Linked DNA regions of Homo sapiens: region 1 is linked to region 2. Evidence: chromatin contacts called from ENCODE Hi-C or POLR2A ChIA-PET data. All regions are on one chromosome and are shown on one strand. The core of a region is the stretch at or near the end of the contact, and the rest is flanking DNA. Distances in the headings are between cores, read along the strand shown. Region 1 has its middle 34 kb from the start of PRXL2C. Region 2 holds the start of CDC14B (cell division cycle 14B).

Evidence for each region. Hi-C counts contacts between places; a loop is a spot of excess contacts on that map. ChIA-PET counts read pairs that join two places held with the same protein, here RNA polymerase II (POLR2A). Pooled maps may share reads with other maps.
Region 1: a loop to region 2 is called in a map of left colon, with 6 times the contacts of the local background. The contact joins the enhancer-like site here to the promoter of CDC14B in region 2. A Hi-C loop is called at or near these places in 1 of 168 maps with a recorded cell type or tissue (left colon) and 4 of 50 pooled maps. POLR2A ChIA-PET finds 5 or more read pairs at or near these places in 3 of 52 experiments (H1, PC-3 and RWPE1).

What each region holds. Positions count from the first base shown.
Region 1 is chr9:96,685,461-96,692,523 of GRCh38, forward strand. No RefSeq gene overlaps it. Among named protein-coding and RNA genes, the nearest start is that of PRXL2C, 34 kb to the left of the region's middle. Within about 2 kb of position 1,376, at least 29 of the 41 ENCODE cell types and tissues checked have a DNase peak (open chromatin) inside an H3K27ac peak, as active enhancers do.
Region 2 is chr9:96,614,516-96,621,197 of GRCh38, forward strand. CDC14B (cell division cycle 14B) reads right to left here and starts at 5,328. Exons shown (of 14, transcript NM_033331.4): 1 at 4,704-5,328. The coding sequence starts at 4,863. RefSeq lists an enhancer at 4,479-4,979.

The sequences.
Region 1 (7,063 bases), core at 126-2,625, 67 kb after region 2:
GTTAGAACTTACTGTTTTTCTTTGCTTTTTTTTTTTTTTTTTTGAGACGGAGTCCCTGTCGCCCAGGCTGGAGTGCAGTGGCGCGATCTCGGCTCACTGCAAGCTCCGCCTCCCAGGTTCACGCCATTGTCCTGCCTCAGCCTCCCGAGTAGCTGGGACTACAGGCGCCCGCCAGCACGCCCGGCTGATTTTTTGTATTTTCAGTAGAGACGGGGTTTCACCGTGTTAGCCAGGATGGTCTCCACCACCTGACCTCGTGATCCGCTCGCCTCAGCCTCCCAAAGTGCTGGGATTACAGGCGTGAGCCACTGCGCCCGGCCTGAACTTACTGTTTTTCACAAGAACACAGTACCATGCTCAGTTAATGACTACCCAGAACTAGATGGGGACTCCCAAAGTGCCATCGTCAAGAAAGGGCCCCAGAATGCACTAATTTTGTTTTAAAGACATAAGACTGTGCAGAATTCCAGAGGGCAGGAATCATTTGTCTTTGATTCCTAGAACCTGACATAATGCTGAACACATAGCTACATAGAAGACGCTGGTAACTGCTTCCATTTTTGTTAAGAGTGGCAGTTAAGTGGCTGAAAAAAGTGTTATGTTAAAATTACTGCTAAAATGTATTAGGTATTCTCTACGAACTAAGAGTGTGTTTTCTTCTATAGACAAATCTTTTCTGGTTGGATTTAAAGTTGCAATCCCCACCAGCGCCCACTTGCAGGAAGCTCTTTGTGGCTCAGGTAAAATTCTCTCTACCGCAATTCTTCGCAATTCTTCAAAATTCTGTGGAAAATCACGAAGGAAGGAAATGTTTCCCAGTCTAGTTCACGGACTAGGCTAGAAAAAATGTTTAGTAAATGCTTTACTAAGGAAGACTTCCAATAATCTTTTAAAGCTATGTGCCAAGGTATTTTTTCTCTTTTTTTTTTTTTAAGTTTTGTTCTTGTCTCCCAGGCTAGAGTGCAGTGGCGGGATCTCGGTTCACTGCAACCTCCGCCTCCGGGTTCAAGTGATTCTCCTGCCTCAGCCTCCTGAGCAGCTGGGATTACGGGCGTGCACCACCACTCCCGCCTACTTTTTGGATTTTTTGTAGACGGGGGTCTCCACATGTTGCCCAGGGTGGTCTCGAACTCCTGACCTTAAGCGATCCGCCCGCCTCGGCCTCCCGAGTAGCTGGGCCTACAGGCGTGAGCCGCTGCACAGGCCGCGATGTGGCAATTTCTTCCCAAGTTTGCAGTGTATTTTTACAAATACTAATTTAATAGCCTGGAAGGTGTGTCTCCTGGCCCAGGCCGAGCTGCAGGGGGCGCCAAGCTGCGGCTATGAGGGGAATGCAATGGAACCAAATGCTCTGAGGAGCCCCAGCACCGTGCCTCGACCTCACCGGATTCTGGTCCTCACTGCCGCCCGGGCCTTTCCGCTTCTTCACCAAGGCGGACAGGCTGACGCACTACCACGCCGCGCGACAGCGACCGCGCGCAAAGCGCCAGGAACCCCCCCTACTGCCCGCCCCGCGCTGGCGAAGCGCGACCCGTCCCGCCCCGCCCCGCCCTCGGCACAGCGTCAGAGGCGGGGACGCGCGCTGGTCTATTTTTGGGCATCCGGATGGCGACTGCGGGAAATCGAGTTCTCATGCTGGGGCGAAAGGTGTGTCTGCAGGAGCCAAATCCAAATGAGCAGTCCAGGTACTTCAGAGTTTTAACCTGAGCGAAACAGGAATGTCTCGGGTCTTAACAGGACCGTCCGCCCGCTCGGAAGAGGCGAATCTCCCACGGCAGACGTCTGGGTGTGCGAATGCCAGTTGAGCGGGGCCTCGAGGACGCGTCACACACAGCGAGGATTTGAGGAGGGAAGCGCCTTCCAGGTAGAACGGTTTCTGGGTTCAGAGAACGGAAAGTTCAGTAAAGTGCGTAGGGGTGAAGTGGGGATGAGGCGGGAGAGGGATGCAGCAGCTAAAATATTGCTTTGAATACCGTATTTGAGGCGTTTGGACTTTATTGTAAACGCATTTTTTAATTTAATTTTATTATTATTATACTTTAAGTTTTAGGATACATGTGCACAACGTGCAGGTTTGTTACATATGTATACATGTGCCATGTTGGTGTGCTGCACCCATTAACTCGTCATTTAGCATTAGGTATATCTCCTAATGCTATCCCTCCCCCCTCCCCCCACCCCACAACAGTCCCCGGTGTGTGATGTTCCCCTTCCTGTGTCCATGTGTTCTCATTGTTCAATTCCCACCTATGAGTGCGAACATGCGGTGTTTGGTTTTTTGTCCTTGTGTAAACGCATTTTTAATTTAAAGAGTGTTGTGAGGCCGAAGCGGGCGGATCATGAGGTCAGGAGTTCGAGACCAGCCTGGCCAACATGGTGAAACCCCGTCTCTACTACCTATACAAAAAATTAGCCAGGCGTGGTGGCGCGCGCCTGTAATCCCAACTACTGGGGAGGCTGAGGCAGGAGAATCGCTAGAACCCGGGAGGCAGAGGTTGCAGTGAGCCGAGATCGCGCCATTGCACTCCAGCCTGGGCACCAGGGTGAGACTCCGTCTCAAAAAAAAAAAAAGAGTGATGTGATGTGTATTTTAGAGAGATAAGTGCAGTGGATTAAAATGGATTAGAAAAGGCAGGAAAAAACGATAGGCTGTTAACTTCGTTTTGGCTCTAAACTTCTCGTAAAGAAGTGGAGCAAGCAAGATGGGGAATGGAAGGCAAGAAGTATGAAATCTGAGGCGGACCTTTGCAAAGGATCGTTTCAGTATGACTTCACAGGGGAGTTAGGGAGTATAGGTGATATCTCAAGAGTTATCTCGGCCAGAGACAAGGGAGCTGGGCTTTCATACACTTACCTTGTTTTTCATGGGTTAAGGGCCGCTGAAGAGGATGTAAGTGTGCAGACACGCCTAGCTCTGCACATTTAGGGAAAGCAGTTTAATAGGCTGAACAAAGGCAGTCCTCTCAAGATGACCCTTCAGTGTGGGCATTTGAAAGTGAAAGCAGGTTGAAGTTGAGTGAAGGGGCAGGTGTGTGTGCACAGAAGTGGTACAAAGTGATTGGAGGGGGTGTATCAGTCAGGGTTATCCAAATAAATAGAACCAAAGGTTGTGTGTGTGTGTGTGGATAAGGAGGTTTATTTTAAGGAATTGTCTCATATAATTAAGGAGGCCAGGAAATCCAAAATCTGCATGGTGGACTGGCAGGCTGGAGACACAGAAAAGAGTCATTGCTGCCGTTCAAGGCTGAAGACCCAGGAAAAAGCTGACGTTGTGGTTCAAGTCTGAAAGCTGTCTGCTGCAGTTCCCTCTTGCTAGGGGGAGGTCAATCTTGTTCTAATCAGGCCTTCAGCTGACTGGACGAGGCCCACCCACGTTATGGAGGGCAATCAGCTTTACTCAAAAGTCCACGTATTAAAATGTTAATGTCATCCAAAAACATCATGGAAACATCTGGAATAATGTTTGACCACATATTTGCGTACTGTGGTTATGCCAACTTGACATAAAATTAACCATCACAGGAGGCATCTTGGTGGATGACTGATGTTGTTCTTCTATATATACATTTTGTTGTTTTGTTTTTACGAAAAGAAGATCAGGCTGGGCACAGTGGCTCACGCCTATAATCCCAGCACTTTGGGAGGCCAAAGTGGGTGGCTCACTTGAGCCCAGGAGTTTGAGACCAGCCTGAGCAACATGGTGAAACCCTGTCTCTAGAAAATATACAAAAATCAGTTGGGCTTGGAGGCTGAGGTGGGAGAGGATTGCTTAAGTCTGGGAGGTCAAGGCTGCAGTGAACTGTGATTGCACCACTATGCTCCAGCCTGGGCAACAGAGTGAGACCCTGCCTCCAAAACAAAACAAAAAAATCATTCACAAGGCAGCCTTTCCCAGCCGTGATAGACAGGATTGGCCACAGGGCCAGGGTGGTACAAATGAGCCTGGGAAAACTCTTGGGTATTAATCATGAAGAAACGTTTGCCAGCATGGCTTCACACTCTATGACTGGGTTGTACATATCAATTTTGCTTAAGGGAGAAACTTGAATTTCCTTGTATTTAAATTTTTTTTTTAATAAGTAGAAGCAGGTTTTAAGATGTTATGAAGTCAGACTCTTGCCTTGCCAAATATAGGACAGTATTTCTCTACCATTTTCTCCCTTCAACACATGACAGATTTGAAATATACATCAACGTACTGTTGGAATCATAAAGATGTGCTTTCTGAAAGGTTAATTTGTGAACTCATATTTAGTAGCACGGATTCCCTGACTTAAGTACTCATTTGATAAACATTATGCCAAGAAATGTGCAGAGGAAACAAAGGCAACCAGACCCTGCCCCTGCCCTTAGGCAGTTTACATCTGGTGGAGCAGCGTAAAGACCAGCTAGAGAACAGAGAATGTTAAAATGCAGATTCTCTCCTTCAGAGTCCAACTCAATAAGTGAGGTCAGGAATCTGCATTTCAGTAAGCCCCCAGGTGATTTTGTTGCAAGCTGTCTGGGTTATACTTTGAAAAACACTGATCTGGTGGGAGAGAGAACTCAAGATTGTGTAATGAGTTCAAGATTAGGTACTCATTCCTCTGATTCTTCCTGAAATACGTGGGGTAAACAGTGCATGGTTGCAAAAGCAAGGTAATCTGAAAGCCAGAATCAAGATTATCTTCCAAAAGTGGATTGAGAAGACTGAGAATGCCATGGATTAAGGTAGCTTTCTGTAAACTGGGCATATATTGATTTGTGAGAGAAAGAGGTATCAGAAGATCCCAACTCTTCAATCCATTTATTCAGCAAACATTTGTTGAGTGTCTGTGTTGTTCCAGTTGCTCTCAGGCATACCGTTCTGTTTAAAGGAAAATAATCCCTTCACCTGTGTCCTAAATCCTACTACCTCCTGTTTTCCCATAGGAATTACTTTATTGGTTGTCAGCTTCTTTTCTTGTATCTTCAGTCTTTCCTCTGCTCATTTCAACATATAAACACCTCATTTCAACATATAAACACGTTTCAATGTGTCTCATCTGAAAAATAACAACTTCTTTGACCCCTGTATCTACACTTTCTCTGACCATATCTGCTTTGTCTTCACAACCACGTGAGGATGCTTTTGGTTGCATGTAGCGGTAATACAACTCCCACTGGCTTAAGCAAAAGGAAATGTCCTGTTTTAAGTGACTGAAAAATCTTTAGGCAGAGCTTGGTTCAGTATCTCAAACATTTTTTTAGGACTCTGGTTTCCTTCTGTCCCTCTTCTCTCATTGAATCCTTACTCTCTACTTGAGGCCCACTTCCTACCCAATCTAGCAGCTTTAAATTCTCTCCTTATTGTTGTATTGACCATGGGAAGAAGATCTTTCCTAGTAGCCCCCAAGGAAGAGAGAGGAAGTTTGACTTTTTCAGAAGGACTCAAGACTCCTGGATAATACTGTATGTGGTATAATGACTACCATTGTGATCCTGCCTCCCTGTAACCATATCTTTTTGCATGTCACTTGCACACTGAGTCTGGGCTTGAACATATGACTGACTTTGGCCAATATAATATCTTTTTATGTGATGCAACCAGAGATTTGAAAATTGTTCTTTGGAACCTTGAGATTTCCATGTGAAGAAGCATGAAGATTGAGAGACCATGTGGAGCAGAAATGAGCTGTCCCAGATAAGCATCACCTCATTCCTATGATTAACTGCCACCCTTAGACCCAGACCATTAGTTCTTAGCTGAGCCAGTCCAGACCTGAAGAACCACTCAAGCCAACTGACAAAACTGTGAGAAGTAAAAAAAGTTTGTTGTTTTAAACTATTCCACTAAATTTTGGGATAGTTTGGTTTTGTAGCAAAAGCAAGTTTACACACTGGGTTGCTTGTCTATCCCTGATCCAATCAGTATGTTAGAGGGGTTGGCTTATTGGATTAAGCCAATTAGAACTACCCTTGAAGGTGGCCTTAGAGTCAATCCCACTTAAAACTGGCTAAGAACAGGGAGATTCCCTGAGGAATCTCTGTTTCAGGACAGGAGTTTGGTTCCTGATTGTCTCATCCTTCAGGCATGTGCAGGCCTGAGGGATATAATGGACGTGGGTCTACAGAGCACTGTCTGCTGTCATGCTCCTTGAAAGGCTGAGGAGGACATACAGGAGCTCTGATCTAAGAGCCAATCTGGCCTGAAGTCTTTCAGCTGGTATCAGGATCTGTTATGAGACTTCAGGAGCTTTGAAGGTCCAGGAGGGATTCCAGAAGGCTTTACTGGAGACCTGCTGGGTTCTTTTGGATCTTTCCCTGAATTTACCTAGGAACCAGTTTCAAGAGTTCCTATGGGAGTTTTTTAGGGAAGGAGGAGATGGGAATAAGGAATGTGGGGCGGGTAGGCAAGGTTGACAAGGCCTCAACTATAGTATCCTGGGGTTCAAATTTCTGCCTGAGTGTCTTTGTGTTCTGGACCTTAAAGTATAAGCTCTGTCCCTGGCAGGTCTCAACTCTGAGGGAATGAGGAGGTGTTTATGGGTCTCTCCCTATCCCCATAGGCTCTGTTACCTGTCGTAACAACTTCATACACAAACACCATAGCTTATCCTTGTATCCACTGGCTTCATCCTAAAAATTCAACAGTAATCACATGTCTTCTCAAAAGGGTCCTCTTCGCTCCCCAGTTAACTATTATTTTTTCTTTAGCCTCCCTACTGCATTCTTCTGTTTATGTGTCTGTTCAGGCTATATGGAAAGTAATGGGTGGTTATGTTATGCCCCTACTTCCATCTCACTCTTCTCTTCTCTTGTTTGATGTAGCAATTAGGATTGCACCAAACCCCACATGTACATTGCACTGCTGCCCTCAAATTGACCTGTCACAAGGAGCGTTTCAGTTGCTTCACTAAATATAAAGAGGCTGAATCCTATTAAAAATCAGAATGTCAGTTTGCGGCCAGGCGCGGTGGCTCACACCTGTAATCCCAGCACTTTGGGAGGCTGAGATGGGTGGATCATGAGGTCAGGAGATTGAGACCATCCTGGCTAACACGGTGAAACCCCGTCTCTACTAAAAATACAAAAAAATTAGCCG
Region 2 (6,682 bases), core at 4,078-6,577:
TAAATCAAAGCTCTGCAACAACTATTACATCTTATAAATTATCAAACATAGATATATGCAGTAGTGTTAGAGTCTTTAAATTTTTTTTTCCTGAGGAAAGGAGAAAGTACACTGCCATGAATGGAGGTCCCTATTTAAGGGATGGGAAAATAGAGATAAAGATTCAGACCTCTGACATTAAGGAGGTTCATAGAAAAATCTAGTATTTTTTCCTTGAAAACCCTCCTCAACCTCCCCACTTCCTCCAGTTTCCTAGACTAGTAACAGCTCATTCTGATCTGTACCCAGCATCTTTTTAGCTTTAATGCTTACAGTTTACACCGCCTGTTTTGTTTTGTTTTTTGAGGTGGAGTCTCACTCTGTCACCCAGGCTGGAATGCAGTGGCGCAATCTCAGCTCACTGCAACTTCCATCTCCCTGGTTCAAGAGATTCTTCTGCCTCAGCCTCCCAAGTAGCTGGGACTATAGGCACGTGCCACCATGCCCAGTTAATTTTTGAATTTTTAGTAGAGAAGGGGTTTCACCATGTTGGCCAGGCTGGGCTCGAACTCCTGACCTCAGGTTATCCACCCACCTCAGCCTCCCCAAGTGCTGGGATTACAGACGTGAGACACTGTGCCCGGCCTACACTGTCTTTATGACCTTTTGTTTTCATGGTGGACTGAAACTGAACTAGCAGTATAGTTCAAGTAAAAAAATCCGTGTCATTGCACATGGCAAGAGGTGAATGAATGGCTCCGTGAGAGGTGGATGGGGTTGGAATGAGAGTTAAACCCCTTAGTCTGCTCCTAGTAAGAGTAAATGCCCAGTATAGTGGTGTGGGTGGCTAGATACTAAACAATAGTGATTATATAACAAATGATGACAGGAACAAAAATAGGGATTAAGCATCCTATATTAAATACACACACACGAAGTATCCTGGGATCTATGGGAATTCAATTTACAGATTAAATAGGCTGCAATAAAAATGTCAAGGGACTAAGTTAAAAAATGATGTATTTAAGGGCAGGGTGGACAGAAGTGACAATATGCATTAATTTTTACAAACCTACTCCACTGTGAAAGAATCTTGTCAATCCAATATTAAGTGCTGGCAAGGATGTGGAATAATTGGTGCATTGCTTGTGGGAACGCTGGCGGCGTAGCCATTCGGAAAAAGAGTCTGACAGTTCCTTAAAACATTAAACGTGGAGATACCATGTGATCCTGCCATTCTACTCCTGGGTGTTATACTGAAAACATGTCCATGCAACAACCTGTATATGAATGTTCACAGCAGCATTATTCCTAATAGCCAAAAAGTCCACTGAGGAATGGATAAAGTCCATATGTACTCTGGCCTGGCGTTTTCACCTCTAGAAATACACTCTATAGATATAGTCACACATATAAACAGACACATACATTGATGCTACTGCAGCCATTTGCAATAGGGACTGGAAAACCCCCAAATAACCAGCTATTTATTACTACTAAATAAATCATGATTTGGCCATATAATGCAGCCATCAAAAGATAACTAATCAGCTGCGGGCGGTGGCTCACGCCTGTAACCCCAGCACTTTGGGAGATCTAGGCTGGGGGGGATCACGAAGTCAGGAGTTCCAGACCAGCCTGGCCAACATAGTGAAACCCCATCTCTACTAAAATTACAAAAATTAGCCGGGCATGGTGGCGTATGCCTGTAGTTCCAACTACTCAGGAAGCTGAGGCAGGAGAATTGCTTGAACCCGGGAGGCAGAGGTTGTGGTGAGCCGAGATAGCTCCACCGCACTCAACCCGGGCAACAGAGCAAGACTCCGTCTCAAAAAAAAAGAGAACTAATCTTGCTGGTATGGCACAATTTCCAGAAACTTGAATGTGCACAGAAAATTGAAGGAGGAAAAACATTACCAAGGGAGGAAGACTCCATAAAACTCATTTGATAGGCTGGGTGAAGGCTCACGCCTGTAATCCCAGCACCTTGGGAGACCAAGGCGGGCGGATCACAAGGTCAGGAGTTTGAGACTAGCCTGGACAACATGGTGAAACACTGTCTCTACTAAAAATACAAAAATTAGCCAGGCATGGTGGCGGGCGCCTGTATTCCCAGCTACTTGGGAGGCTGAGGCAGGAGAATCCCTTGAACCCGGGAGGCAGAGGTTGCAGTGAGCCGAGATTGAGCCACTGCACACCAGCCTGGGCAACAGAGCGAGACTCTGTCTCAAAAAAAAAAAAAAACTCATTTGATAATGTTTGACTTTTTAGAAGTGTGCATGCACTGCTTTTTAAATTAAGAAAACAATAATGGAGGGAAAAACACGTTGAGAAGGAAGGGACCAGTTTGCCACTTGCTGAGGACAGGCCTCAAGCCTTCCCCCAAAAGCCCAATAAAAAGTAATCTGAACTCTGTATCTGAAGATACTTTAATTGGCCTTGTATATCACACTGCAACAGACTGATTAAGTATCATTTTTCCAGGAAGCCAAGACTATCACTGAGGGACACCTAGAGAAGTCACAGGGAAAGGTGACTATAACCTTTACTCCCCTGGAGCTCCCTTACATTAAAGCTGGACCCTTCCGTTATTAGGGCTTGCAATCTGATAGGATTTTTTTTTTTTTTTAGCAGCAGCAAGATTTATTGTGAAGAGCAAAAGAACAAAGCTTCCGCAGCGTGGAAGGGGACCAGAGCGGGTTGCCCTCTGATAGCATTTTTATTTCCTGTAACGCACCCCTCCTCAGTATTCTGCTTGGTTCTATTTTTCTGAAGTTGATTAATTGGTGACTGCCTCACGAAGACTAGCCACATATTTCATCTCCATCAAGAAGAAAGATTTATTCCAATGACTTTGCTGTCACAAACCTTCTGATTGAAAACCCAAATGTTCATCAACAGGGACTGTCTAAATAGGTTAAAAAACATTCAAATCTACATAAACATTTAAATCCATACGTACTTGTTAATGGTTTTATTCATAAAACCGTATGTACATTGGCCTAAGCAGTAATTAAAATCAAGTAAGCCAGTCTTATATGCACCAACTCAGAACAATCATTCTAATAAGAAACACTATGAAAACGGAAAAATGTGCAAAACAACATGTGTGCTACTCGCACGTGTATGGTAGAGAATATATAGTATATATAGTATGCATGCACAGCCTATTTCTAGAAGGCTTCACAAGAAACTGGGAAGAGTAGTTGCCTCTAGAGAAGGACACTTGGAGACTGTGAGACCAACTTTTCTGCACGTACTCCTGTGCACCTTTAGAATTGGAGTTCTGTACCATGTAAATGCATTACTTGTCCTAAAATTAAATCCCATTCAACACAGATCCTTTCAAGAGGTATAAACAATAACGGGCAGAAACTATGTATAGGCCCACCCGTTCCCAGCCCCATCCGTCCTCGGCGAGGCCCTCTCCTGGGAAGGGCACAACGTTAGCGGGACTTGGCTTCTCAGTCTCAGCAGGCTTCACCTCCCGCACACCCCCCGCAGCTACCGGCCGGGGACTGGTACTCAGGGCAACCCCTTCCTATGCCCGCTCTGGTTCCCAAGGGCCATCCACCAAAGCCGAGAAACCCGCTCTGCTCTCAGCTTCATTTCAAAACGAACTTAGTTTCCAGATTGTCCATGAACCTAGAATATTATTTCTCCTAAACGTCTGTGTTTGTCTAAACACTTCCACTTAATGTTCTCGCCACTCCAGCTTACCTGGTTTATCAAAGGCTAGGGGCTGGAAACAGTTTTTAATAACGCCACGCACCGAGGTTGACACATTCCCCGCCACTGAAAACAGACTGCCAATTCCCTCAAAATCGTGGACAGCTCTGCTGTTTACACAGCGTTGCCACATACATCATCACATTTAATGCCTTCACACGCGTCACTGTCAATCCCAGCAAACCTAACAGCTGCCAAATTGGATTTATGAGTCTCCAAGAACAGTCGAATCAGCACTAACAGAACAGCTATCGAAGGGCTGCTTGGCTACCTGCTCTGGCTGGCTGGGATTTCTCAAAAGTGACAACCCGGACATTCGTCTTGCCGGCTGGCTCGAATGCCACCAACGTGACACCTTCCTTCTCGAGGCCCCGGCGGGGAGCGGACCCCGGGAGGCGGAGGCGTTCGGGGGGCGCGCTAGGGGGCAGGGCGCGGGAGGCCCAGGAGAGGGGCTCGGGCTTACGCGCCGGACGGGCAACGCGGCGCCCAGGGTCCCAAGGCTACGGAGCAGCGGGGGTTTGGCCAACGCCAAAAAGGGGCAGCTCCCGTGCCAGGCGCGTTCAGCGCGCTCGGGGAATCCTCAGGGGCTGATTCAGAGGTTGTGACTCGCGCGAGGGCCAACCGGGCTCGCAATCCCTGAAGGCGGAATCCACAGGAACTCAGAAGCAGCCCGCGGGGAGGAGCTGCAGGTTCGAGGCGCCGGGCTGACGCCCGCAACTTAGAAAGGTGACCCTCGGTCCATCTTGCTGGTGGAGGAGGGTGCACAAGCTAAAGTTAAAGCTCGCAGCCCACGCAGCTAGAAACTCGGGGCGGGGGGCGCTCCTCAGGAGCCAGGCTCCTAAAGGGGGTGTGGCGGCCGGGGCGTTTAAGGGGGTGGGGGCGAAGGCATTTCGGCCCGGCCCCGGAGGCCCCGGGCAGCCCGGTGGGAGGTGGGCCAGGGCCCCGCGCCGGGTGCGGCCGTCCGGGGCCCTCCGCGCGCCCACTGGCCGGCTCACCGGTGATGTCCAGGTACACGTCGTCCTGGGGGTCCCGGCGGCGCGGGTCTTGCTGCGTGGAGCTGCGGATCTTCTTCACACCCGGCGAGGTCGACGAGCAGCGCCGCGAGCAGGGGGGCGCGGCGGCCCAGCTCGACCGCCGCTCGCTTTTCCGCTTCATGGAGGCGGCCGCGGCCCGTCAGGGGGCCACGACCATGGCCCCGCGCGCCCGCGCGCCCGCCGAGGCTCCCGCCAGCCCCGCGCGGGCGCTCGGGGCGGCGGGCGCAGAGCGGCGCTGCGGGGACGGCGGGCGCCGGCAGAGCCCGGCGGGAGGCGGTCGCGCAGGAGCCGGAGGAGGAGCCCGGCCCACAGCGCCTGCCCCGCTGCCTCCCGCGGCCGCCGCAGGACCGGCGCCGCAGCCCTCGCTACAGCGCCTCCTGCCGCGGCCGGCGCCCCCAGCCCGCCCCCAGGTGCCCGCAGCCGGCTGGCGCGGCCGAGGCGACGGGGCTGCAGCTGGCGGCCGGAGCTGCCCGGGGTAACCGTGCGTGCCCACCGCGGCCGCGGCCGCTGCTGCGTAGGCGCCGGGGCACAGCAGGACGCGGCTCGTGGGGACCCCAGGAGGGCTGTTCCGTGGCGCTTCATTCACAAAAAAGGGCCCACAACCCTCCTCGGGGCCCGCAGACTGAGGCCTTTCATTGGCCAATGCGGCGTGACGTCACGGAGACGGGGCCTTTCTACAGGCAGGTACTCGGTGACGCCATAAAGAAAACTCTGAGGGCTTCCGCCAATCAGAGATAAAGTGTGCTAGCGACCTTCGCCAGCCCCCCAACTTTTGTTTCTTCTGTGTCCTCCAGGTGCCAGCACCCCAGATCCCAACTTTCTTTAGTGAGTCACCAAACATTTACACAGCCCCACCCTAGTAACTTAACTCCAGGTCTTTGGCATATATATATCTTAAAGTATTTCTTGAATTTCCTTGTAATTCGCGCCAAGAGAAAGGGACTTTTGCCATGGCTGCCAGCTTGGAAGAGGATGGCCTGATTACATTACCTGCAGCTATATAGATTTAAAGTAGAGTTGATTTCAGAACTTAAGTAAAACTATTTAAACAACTACGCTCTATTTATCGACCTATGCCCAGCATTCAAACAGGCCAAGCAAGGGCTTCTTAAGGACCCGATGAAACTTCCGTGGAACCACAATATACCGTGGTTGTTTGCACCTCAGAGTTTCTCATCTCGGAATCCAGCGCCCACATTAATTCAGTAAGTTTATACACTCATTGCTGTGTATACTGAGGTGTCGACAGGTCCGATTATATCATGAAGTATTGAAGCAAGGGGCAAGTTTTGTCCTTAAACTTCTTTATCTGGCACACTGTAGGGTCATATCCTCTTCTTTTTCTACTGGATTAAAATAATGCCCTATCTTCCTGGAACTTAACCAAAAACTGTCATTTTGGAGGGCCTTTAAACAAACGTCCATGGTAGCATCTAAAAGGGTGAGAAGATTGGAGGGCAGTGTTAAGATTTCACGGCCCCAAATTTTACAACATCTGCAAGCTGTCCCTATTTTTCACCAGCACTTGAACGTTTTATCCTGCAGTTCCGCAGTTAACTGCCAGCCTGGGGAAAAGAAAGATGAATTTGAGTCAGTCCCCTTGGAAGCCTCTCAGAAATGCAAATTTTCATAGAGCACCTCAGGAAGGGGCTCTTTGACTTCTATTGTTGTGGGCTTTTACCTTAAGCACGGCTAAATAAGGAAGTAGGGGGGCTGTGTCTGAAGCTAGAGATCAGCAACTCTGTAAGCACTTTTTCTTAAGGTTGGTTCTCCTGTTCACTCTTCCTCTGTTTCCCCTAAGGAAATCAGTGAAGGCCTTAAATTTAAAATGATCTACATGTCTGTCTGTAGGGGCAGCAAAGAAGCTAGAGACGTGGGAGGCTGTGCGGCGCTGCGCAAGTAAGTTTTAGAGAGCAGAAACGGTAGGGTCACAGTCCTTT